Linked DNA regions of Homo sapiens: region 2 is linked to region 1. A link is a loop called in an ENCODE intact Hi-C map of the cell type or tissue named here. Cell type or tissue: heart left ventricle. All regions are shown on one strand. Links, peaks and the distances in the headings refer to the core of each region. The heading gives the core; the rest is flanking DNA.

What was found. Hi-C counts contacts between places; a loop is a spot of excess contacts. Peaks named below come from ENCODE experiments on the same cell type or tissue, not always from the same donor. Only the 100,000 strongest peaks of a DNase experiment are listed, where the experiment ranks them.
Region 2: a loop joins it to region 1, with 6 times the contacts of the local background. A loop is called at or near these places in 5 of 110 quality-filtered maps.

What each region holds. Positions count from the first base shown.
Region 1 is chr15:24,844,707-24,849,460 of GRCh38, forward strand. The region is part of intron 2 of SNHG14 (small nucleolar RNA host gene 14); the gene reads left to right. It also overlaps a transcript of SNRPN not described here. Among named protein-coding and RNA genes, the nearest start is that of SNHG14, 23 kb to the left of the region's middle. In heart left ventricle, for the core only: a CTCF peak has its summit at 2,521; a DNase peak (open chromatin) is centred at 3,515; H3K4me3 peaks cover 1,348 bases; H3K27ac peaks cover 927 bases.
Region 2 is chr15:23,640,020-23,644,773 of GRCh38, forward strand. MAGEL2 (MAGE family member L2) reads right to left here. Exons shown (of 1, transcript NM_019066.5): 1 at 3,530-4,754. The coding sequence ends at 3,974. Among named protein-coding and RNA genes, the nearest start is that of MAGEL2, 5.5 kb to the right of the region's middle. In heart left ventricle, for the core only: a CTCF peak has its summit at 2,567 (motif pointing right); a DNase peak (open chromatin) is centred at 2,576; H3K27me3 peaks cover 1,789 bases.

The DNA of each region.
Region 1 (4,754 bases), core at 224-4,223:
AGAGATGGGGTTTCACCATGTTGGCCAGGCTGGTCTTGAACTCCTGACCTCAGGTGATCCACCTGCCTCAGCTTCTCAAAGTGCTGGGATTACAGGCATGAGCCACTGTGCCCAGCCAATTTATCCATTTTTAAATTTTGTGCTTAATATTTATTCCCTACCATTATATATTGCTTAACACAAGGTCATAAAGATTACCTACAGTATTTTCCTTAGAAATTTTATGTGTTAAGGATTTACATTTATATCTGTGGTATTTTGAATTAATTTTATATCTAGTGCAAAAAAGGGTGAAGAGTTTTGTTTTGTATTTTGGCATATGAATGCTCTGTTGTTTTAGGAGCTTTTGCTACAAATACTCTCCTTTCTTCAATTCAAGAAAATTGAATTTCCGTGGCACATGAGTCAAAAACCTACCAACCATATATGTATATGCTATAATGCTCCAGTTATCTAAATATTTATCCTTATACATATCCATATATGAATATGCATATGCTATACATACATACATATATGTATTTGCTATACTGTTCCATTTATCTATTTATCCTTACACCAATACCACACTATCTTGACTAATACCACATTATATTAAACTTGAAATAATGGCCAGGTGCGGTGGCTCACGCCTGTAATCTGGCACTTTGGGAGGCCAAGGCAGGCAGATCACCTGAGGTCGGGAGTTCGAGACCAGCCTGACCAACATGGGGAAACCCCATCTCTACTAAAAATACAAAAATTAGCCGAGTGTGGTGGCACATGCCTGTAATCCCAGCTACTCGGGAGTCTGAGGCAGGAGAATCCCTTGAACCTGGCAGACGGAAGTTGCAGTGAGCCGAGATCATGCAGTTGCACTCCAGCCTGGGCGACAAGAGCAAAACTCCGTCTCAAAAAAAAAGAAAAGAAAAGAAAACGTGAAATAAGTAGTGAGTCCCCCAATATTGTCCCTTTTCTTCTAAATTGGTTTGGCTATACTAATTATTTAGTTTCTTACATAAATTTTGGAATCTACTTCTCAGTTTCTAAAAAAAATATAAAAAATCAGCTGAGGATTCTACTGAATGTATAGATAAATATGTAAGAATTGACCCTTGGTCAGGCGTGGTGGCTCAAGACTGTAATCCCAGCACTTTGGGAGGCTGAGGTGGGTGGATCACGACGTCAGGAGCTTGAGACCAGCCTGACCAAGGCATGGTGAAACCCTGTCTCTACTAAAAATACAAAAATTAGCCGAGCGTGGTGGCAAGCGCCTGTAATCCCAGCTACTCAGGAGGCTAAGGCAGGAGAATCTCTTGAACTTGGGAAGTGGAGGTTGCAGTAAGCCAAGATCGTGCCACTGCACTCCAGCTGGGGTGACAGAACGAGACTCCGTCTCAAAAAAAAAAAAAATTGATCCTTAATATTGAGCTTTCCAATCCATTAAATTGGTATATCTTTATATTTATTTAGATTTTTTTGAATATCAATCTGATCAGCATTTTCTAATTCCCAGAGCACACATTTTGCACACATTTTGTCAGGTTTATCTCGAAGTATATCACGTTTTTATGCTATTATAAAATACATTTTAACTTCTATAGTCAATTTTTCATTATCAGTATAAAGGAAGTCAACCGATTTTCACTCACTCATTTTTACAAACTAAGCAAATCTAGTGGCAGCCATGTGGTATATACATTGCTACTTGTGAGGGATGGATAAATGAAAAACATTTCTCCTTTATTTGAGGCATTTGTCAAGCAGAGATATGAACAAATAGGCAATGCAAATCAGAGGGGTTGTAGTAGGGAATGTGCATTATTCTGTGGAAATCCACAAAATGCATGGGCATACAAACCAAATTTAAATAGTCATAGAAGGAATCCTGCAGGAAGTAATTTATGATTGAATAAAGTAGCTGAAAACCATGCAAATTAGAATTAGACAAGACAAAAGAAGGATTAGTATTCAGGTAGAGACCAGGGTGTGTCTACAAGTCAACATTTTTGAGACATCACAGGGAGAGTAACAATTTCAGTACACTGAAGGAAGTTAGAAATCTATGTCAGGGCTAGATTTTTAAGAAATTTTGTTCTGTGTCAATAAGTTAGGATTTTTATAGTTTTCTAAGGTTCTATTCAGCTACTATGGGGTCGACTCAAGAATACAGCTGTTGTAATTGTTAAAATGGGAATTTGGGAGTCTTTTGAATTTGAAAGAAAAAACAAATGTGCGGGATTGAGGCTCAGACCCTGTACAGGCAAAGAAAAAGTTAAAAGTGAGGAAAATGAGAGACAACATAAACTCTGGGAAAAGTGTTCACAAAAAATTTTAGTATTTTCAGGGTAGAAGCTCCTCTTGATTGAGTCATACCTTCCTGCGAAAGATACAAAGTCAGAAAAGAAATCCTCTACCTAGAAAACGACATTTTGGCACCAAGCATAGGTTACTTTCATGCCTTAATTTCACCTTACCAGCATTTCAAAATACCTGCTACACTGTGGTTTGAGGAATGAGACTACTATGCTCACAGCGCCACCTAGCATCAACAGAAAGGGAGGCCCATGGCAAACTTAATAACAAGAGGCGGGAAAAAAAAGGTGAGGCCCAGGAACCGGAAACTTAATTTGAGCAGGATTTTTCTTATATTTATTTAAAAACTAAAATATTGGCCGGGCACTGTGGCTCATGCCTGTAATCCCAACACACTGGGAGGCCGAGGCGGGCAGATCACTTGAGGCCAGGAGTTCAAGACCAGCCTGGGTAACACGGTGAAACCCTGTCTCTACTAAAAATACAAAAATTAGTGGGCATGGTGGCGGGTGCCTGTAATCCCAACTACTGGGAGGCTGAGGCAGGAGAATTGCTTGAACCTAGGAGGTGGAGGTTGTAGTGAGCCGAGATCGCGCCACTGCACTCCAGCCTGGGTGATAGAGTGAGACTCTCCCTCAAAATAATAAAATAATATTGCTGCAGGGGTCAGTGGTGAAATGCAATCCATAACCATTCCCAGTAAACACTCAGCGAGTCCTGGCCCATGCCCACTTTTCCTGTCATTTAACGCAAGGGTTAAATATCAAAGTGAATCCCATTATGCTAATTGATTTACAAATACGGATGTATAGGAGTGTGATACCCTGAGCGCAATCATACTTCGGATATAACTGTAAAACGACTTCAGCTGACTTTGCAGTGTTGCAGTGTCACATTAAACCCTAAGTTGTTTGTGTTTCCCTACACATCACTCTCCAGGAGCATTATAGTTCAGAAGATTAGAGTAATTTCTTAGACTAAAGCCTTGATGGGTTATTATTACATAAAACGTTTTCCACTCTGATGGAGAAGTCAGGTGCATTCGCTCATGTCTCCGTGGCAGGGCCGGGACTCCTGGTCCCCCGCGATTCTGAGCGGTGCCTCACAGCCTAGGTCCTCCAACCTCACAGGGCGGCCCGCAGCAAATGCGCCACTGTCCGGTGCGGCCAACCAGCTCGTGGTGCGCTGTGGGAAGGTCACAGGACGGAGCTGGGGGGCGGGGGCGGCGGTGGGGGCGGGGGCGGCGGCGGGGGCGGGGGCGGGGGCGGGGGCAGATCCTATTTGCGCCTGCGCGGGACTGGAGGATTCGGTGTTGCCCTTTCCCCCTGCTATTTCCGTTTCCGCGCTTCAAGCGGATCTCTTCCGGTTATGGCGCCCGCTGGGAGTGTCTTATCAGCCGCTTATACCGCGGAAACTTTAACCTGCGTTTTCCCGTAAAATTTTCCTCTCTAGGTTTCGTATCATTGTCTTGTTTCTTACTCTTGTATTAACTTTGTTTTAACCTAAGGTTTCTCTTTCCCAAAAACTGTGGTGTTTCTTTACAACCTCTTTTTATAGTTATATAAACATTGCAAGAACCATGATTTTATATTCTTCCTTTTCAGTATTAATAACTTCAATGTCTTTTTTGGCATTTGTCTGAAAATTTGAAATATTTTTCAATTTACTGAACTGATTATCGTTTTGTAAATATCGGATACTACTTTAATCATTTGTGTATTGGCCTTAAGATTCTCTATTTTTAACTCTTCCACCAACATACCTTTAATCTGAGAGGTGTTGTAGGGGCTTCAAGATCAAACTTTCCCCACAGTCTCTATTTTCATTATAAAATACCGTGTTTTAAGAAAAAATGTACAAGGTTGAAAGAAGTTTCACTACTACGTGTTTTTTTTTTAATTTTTATTTTATTTTATTTTATTTTGAGACGGAGTCTCGCTCTGTCACCAGGCTGGAGTGCAGTGGTGCGGTCTCGGCTCACTGCAACCCCCGACTCCCTGGTTCAGGCAGTTCTGCCGCCGACTCCCTGGTTCAAGCAATTCTGCCTCAACCTCCCGGGTAGCTGGGATTACCGGCACATGCCACCACGCCCAGCTAATTTTTGTATTTTTAGTAGAGATGGGGTTTCACCATGTTGGCCAGGATGGTCTTGATTTCCTGACTTCGTGATCCACCCGCCTCAGCCTCCCAAAGTGCTGGGATTACAGGCGTGAGCCACCGCGCTCGGCCTCTACTATGTTTTAAAACAGTGGCTAGGTCATGCTTTTCTGTGTATCCTTACTTCCCTTATTCCATCACCTCATCCATCACTTTACAACTGATCATACAATTACAAAATTATTTTACTAATCAGATTAAATGTGTGCCTTCCATTTGAAGAAGAAAGGTCTACTAAAGGCTTAGTTTTCCCTAGGACACTGGGAGAATACAGGATCTGGTTTCCAGTGCCACAGTGGTGA
Region 2 (4,754 bases), core at 196-4,195, 1.2 Mb before region 1:
GGGACCCAGGCTTCCAGCCCCGGCAGCTAGGGGCAGGAGTGCAAGAATGATGTATCCTTTCAAGTATCATGACCATCGGGGTGAATTGCTGAGTTCTGGGGGTGCCTATAACTCTGAGGGCAAATCAATAATATAGGCTACATGCCCAGTAAAATGGATATTACTGCGGCCACAGGGCCCCGGCCCCTTAATCTTGAAAGTCCTCTGTCAATTGCAGCCACAATCCTTAACTCTCGTTTGCTGACAAGGTTGATTCACTGGTGGCTTTGAGAAACAACCGGTCCTTTTCTCTGTTGCTCTCAGGAGTAATGTCTTTGAGTAAAATTATTCCAAAATTCAGATCATCTTCTTAAGACAAATATCCTAAAATATTAACTTGCTTATAGTTGAACACTCGACATAGGAGCACATTGAATTTCATCACTTTGAGAACTATAGTTTTTCTTCACTAGAAATCATATATTTTACTGAGGTCATTTATGGCTTTGGAGAGTGTGCTAGCACCTAGTTTTAAAATTTTCAGGCACAGAGTGCAATGACTTCTCTACAGCCCATAATGGTGGATGCTGAGTCTTTCATTTTCTGTGTGTTGAAACAAACTACAAGTTGTTTTCTGAGGAAGCCTGTGGTTTTTTCAGCAGAAACTCACTGTACTCCCTTGACACTGTAGGTTTATATTGGGGAGGGGGGCCTGCTCACACCCTGATAAATTTCCCATATGTTCATGAACAGCTTTCTCTATGAAGAAGTCTTTGCCTTCTCTGTGGATTGTTCTCATTCAACATATTCCCAAATGAAGAATTTCTAGGTAAAATAGTATTACCATGTTAAAGCCTTTTGAAGACAGAGTTGGCTGCATTGATTTCCAGGCAAATTGTAATAACTTATACTTTCACTGGTTGTGTATAATGGTTCCAGTTTCATAACAATATCATTGACATTGGACATTACATGGGGTTTTAGTTTATTCTATGACAATTTAATAAATGAAAACTGGAATACAGATTTAATATTTCTATCTTTATTAGTGAGGTGTAACAGTTTCAACAGTTATTTGCCATTTTTTTCCTGTGATACATTTTGCCTATTACTAGGTTTGGGCTTTTTGCTCAATTTTATAGTAAAAGAGATTTGTGTTACATTTTCTACATTTTCTACATTTTAGCACTTTCAAATAAGTGGGATTTGAATTCGTTCCCACTGTTTTGTTTGTTTGTTTGTTTTTGTTTTTGTTTTTGTTTTTTTTGAGACAGAGTCTCACTCTATTGCCCAGGCTAGAGTGCAGTGGTGCGATCTCGGCTCACTGCAAGCTCCACCTCCATGATTCATGCCATTCTCCTGCTTCAGCCTCCCGAGTAGCTGGGACTACAGGTGCCCGCCCGCCACCACACCCGGCTAATTTTTGTATTTTTAGTAGAGATGGGGTTTCACCTTGTCAGCCAGGGTTGTCTTGATCTCTTGACCTTGTGATCCACCCTCTTCGGCCTCCCAAAGTGCTGGGATTACAGGCGTGAGCCACCGCACCCCCGGCCAGTTCCCGCTGTTTTTTAACCTGTATTTTTCTATATTCCTGGTCTTTGTTTTCTGCTTTTCACTGTCATGTTAGCTGCACTTTCTTAAACTTTTCAGTTGAATATCTAACTAGTTTACTCATTGGTAATGAACACATTTTTCATTGTTGCAATTTATATCTCATTACAATATAAACAAATTTAGGCTTTAAGTCCTTGGCATTACTTAAAGAAGGCCATTAGATATATGTCACGTGTGAGAGTGAGGTTTGCAGCTGGGAAGTAAGCCTCTCTACCATGGAGCAGAGCCAGCCCCCACCTTAAGTATGGCACCAAAGTCCCATGATGGGACAAAGTCCCAAATTTGGAACAAAGTCCCAAATTTTGTTCCACAAAGAGCATCTTGCTCAGGCACGCCATGAGTTAATGGTCTGGAGAAAACTTTATAAGCAATCATAAATAAACTAAACACAAACAAGAAATACTAGACCAATATGCCACTTTACTGGCCCAGCAAAACCTCCTTTGGGGACAGTTCTCAGCTGGGGCATTGCTGTCTCCTTCAATGGACATTTGCTGTTGTTGTAAAAATAAGTAAACATTGCTTGCGGACAAATGCGCAGGACTCTCTGACCCAAGGAGTTTATAGGAAACTGCCTCCCAGTTTTTGGACTACCTGACCACTTAGACAACTTGAGAAAGAGCTCCTGCGGCCTGGCAGGTCCTGGGGCGGGGATCATCGTCCTGGAAAGCTCAGTTCTGCGGGTGCTAGGAGTAGAGTCTGCATCTTGTGGGCTCCTCTCCTAGTCAGCTTCCTAAGTGGCAGCGCTGCAGGACCAAGGATAGAAATTGTTGAGTGAAGAGCGGATTGGACTTGAAAACAGATGCTACCTTGGCCTATAAGAGAAAAGAAGGAATCTCTGGGCACAGATATAGATAAAATTATGAGCAAAAGTGGTGAAGCAAGGAGTAGCTGCAATCCAAGTATATACATGGTTGTGAAGTTAAGCACTGTGGGAGGGGCTGTTGCTGCGGCAGCTGCGGTGGCACCTCTAATCTGCCGCTAGGTGGCAGGAGAATTCCACCATCGCCACTAACCGCATCTGGGACTTTGGCTTCACCCTAGAAGCGGGATATGGGATTGGATTTCTTCCTTCTGATAAGACAGTATGCGGTGGCAAGTAGGGCTGATGGTCCCCTGTCCACAGGAAGAGAGTATGACCACAAGAACGTCCTTTTGTGTACACCAGCCTGGTGTGTGCTTGAATATCCTTCCTCAAAACACTCAGGCCAGTTCATTCCCTTGTCCCTTTCCTGCCTAGACCAGGTTCATAGCCAAGGGCTGACCGCGGTTGTTCAGCAACTTCAGGCGTTGCCGGCTGCCTTCCCCTACAAGTTAGAATGACCCTTCCCCCCAGGACCTTCCCCTAGAACTCTATGTTGATAGGAATGCACCCTGCCACGCCCTCCCCTAACCCAGCCACTACTGCTGGCAATCTGCAGGGTTTCTAATTAAATGAAGACTGTTTTTTCCTTTTCCCTGTTATAAGCCTGGATATCCTGCAGGGAGCACGTTTCCATCCCGGTAGCAGTGTGTTGATGAAACCCAAATTTGAACTGCTGGACACCCCGCCACGGGCCACATGATTGACAAATACCCTTTTGGCCAAATTCTCCATGAAGCGGGACCACCTGGTTATTTGTAGTCCTGCAGGCAGATGGCCCTTCTTCTCCACATACCCTTAAGGACATTTCTGCTTCTAATAACAACGTTACCAGCTGGGCACTAACGTGTGTGCTTTAATTAATCTCCTGGAGAAATCTTATGTATAACCACCCACTGAAATCACTGCATCCTTATAAAGATGAATGGAGTACTCTCCTTGGAAAACAATTCCATCACCGTGGTTTTTACTATAACTGAGAGTAGTCTTGCTATTCATGTCTATTCAGAGAATACGGCAAAACTTGGCTTCCACCATCTAGTGTAAAAATTAGAATAAAGACAAACACTTCTGTTATGCTGAAAGTATATTTATATATATAGATATAGATATTTACTTCTCTGTAGACAGTTTTTACTGATGAGTCATTTGAACGTTCAAAGAACAACCGATTACAATGCTACATGAACTATACCAGAAATGAGATGGATAGCTTCTCAATTCATTTCACAAAGCCAGCACAAAGCTGATACCAAAACATAACAATTAAAACACAAAACAGAGAACCACAGATCTCACTTAAAAACACAGATGCCAAAATACAGAACAGAACAGTAGCCGATTGAAATCAACACCACATAAAAAATGTACAAAGCTTTGGCAGATACGAAACCAAGTTGAAAATCCAAACGTACACTCGTGGAACTGGAACACAAACACCAGGAACAAAAATGTCCCCCCACCCTGTCAGTGGCCTCTGGCCAGGGAAACACAGGAGCGAGATCTCTGCTACACCTATTAGCGGGGAGGGGGCCTGCTGGTGGGGCCGTGGGCACTGTCACCGGTGTCAGGTTCATCCTCATCTGTGTCTTCCCACTCACACTCTGCGAGCGCTTCAAGGTAATGGAATGGCCAGCTCTGTGGATCTTTCTTATGGAGCTTGGCCAAAAACCTCAGGACAAGCATCTTGCTGGTTTCCAGGAATGCTCGAGGGCCCCAGAGGAACTCATACTCTGCGGGCTCAGTGTAAGGGATTCGCCTGTACTCTAGGTACTTCTGCCTGACAAACACTTCGGTGATGAGCTTCTTAGTATTTCCAAAGAGACCGTTTGTCTCCCGGACATCCAACCCTAACTTGAACAGAAAATTAAAGATCAGATCCTCCCTGACACAGTTGCCTTTCATAAAGATGAGGCTCAAGACCACCATCAGAAGGCCAAACTTGGGCCTGTCTAAATAGGATGCCACCAAATTCCCTGTATGGTAGCCCAGCTTGTTGATGATAATATAGGCGTGGTTTTTGGTATCAATTTCTTTCAATTGATAACCAAAGGCACACTCCAGCTTATTGTTGGCACGGTTGATGATATCTAAGCACTCATCTTTATACTCTCGGAGGATGACTTTCACCATCTCCGAGCGCTGGACAGGCACCTTGGCTTGGTCCTTGACTAAGAGGAACTGCACCAACGCATTTGCCCTCTCATCCAAGGGAGACAAGGGCTGTGCCTCCACCTTGGAATTATCCTGGGTGGCACTGGATCCCGGAGAGACACTTGCGACCTCAGACACAACTACG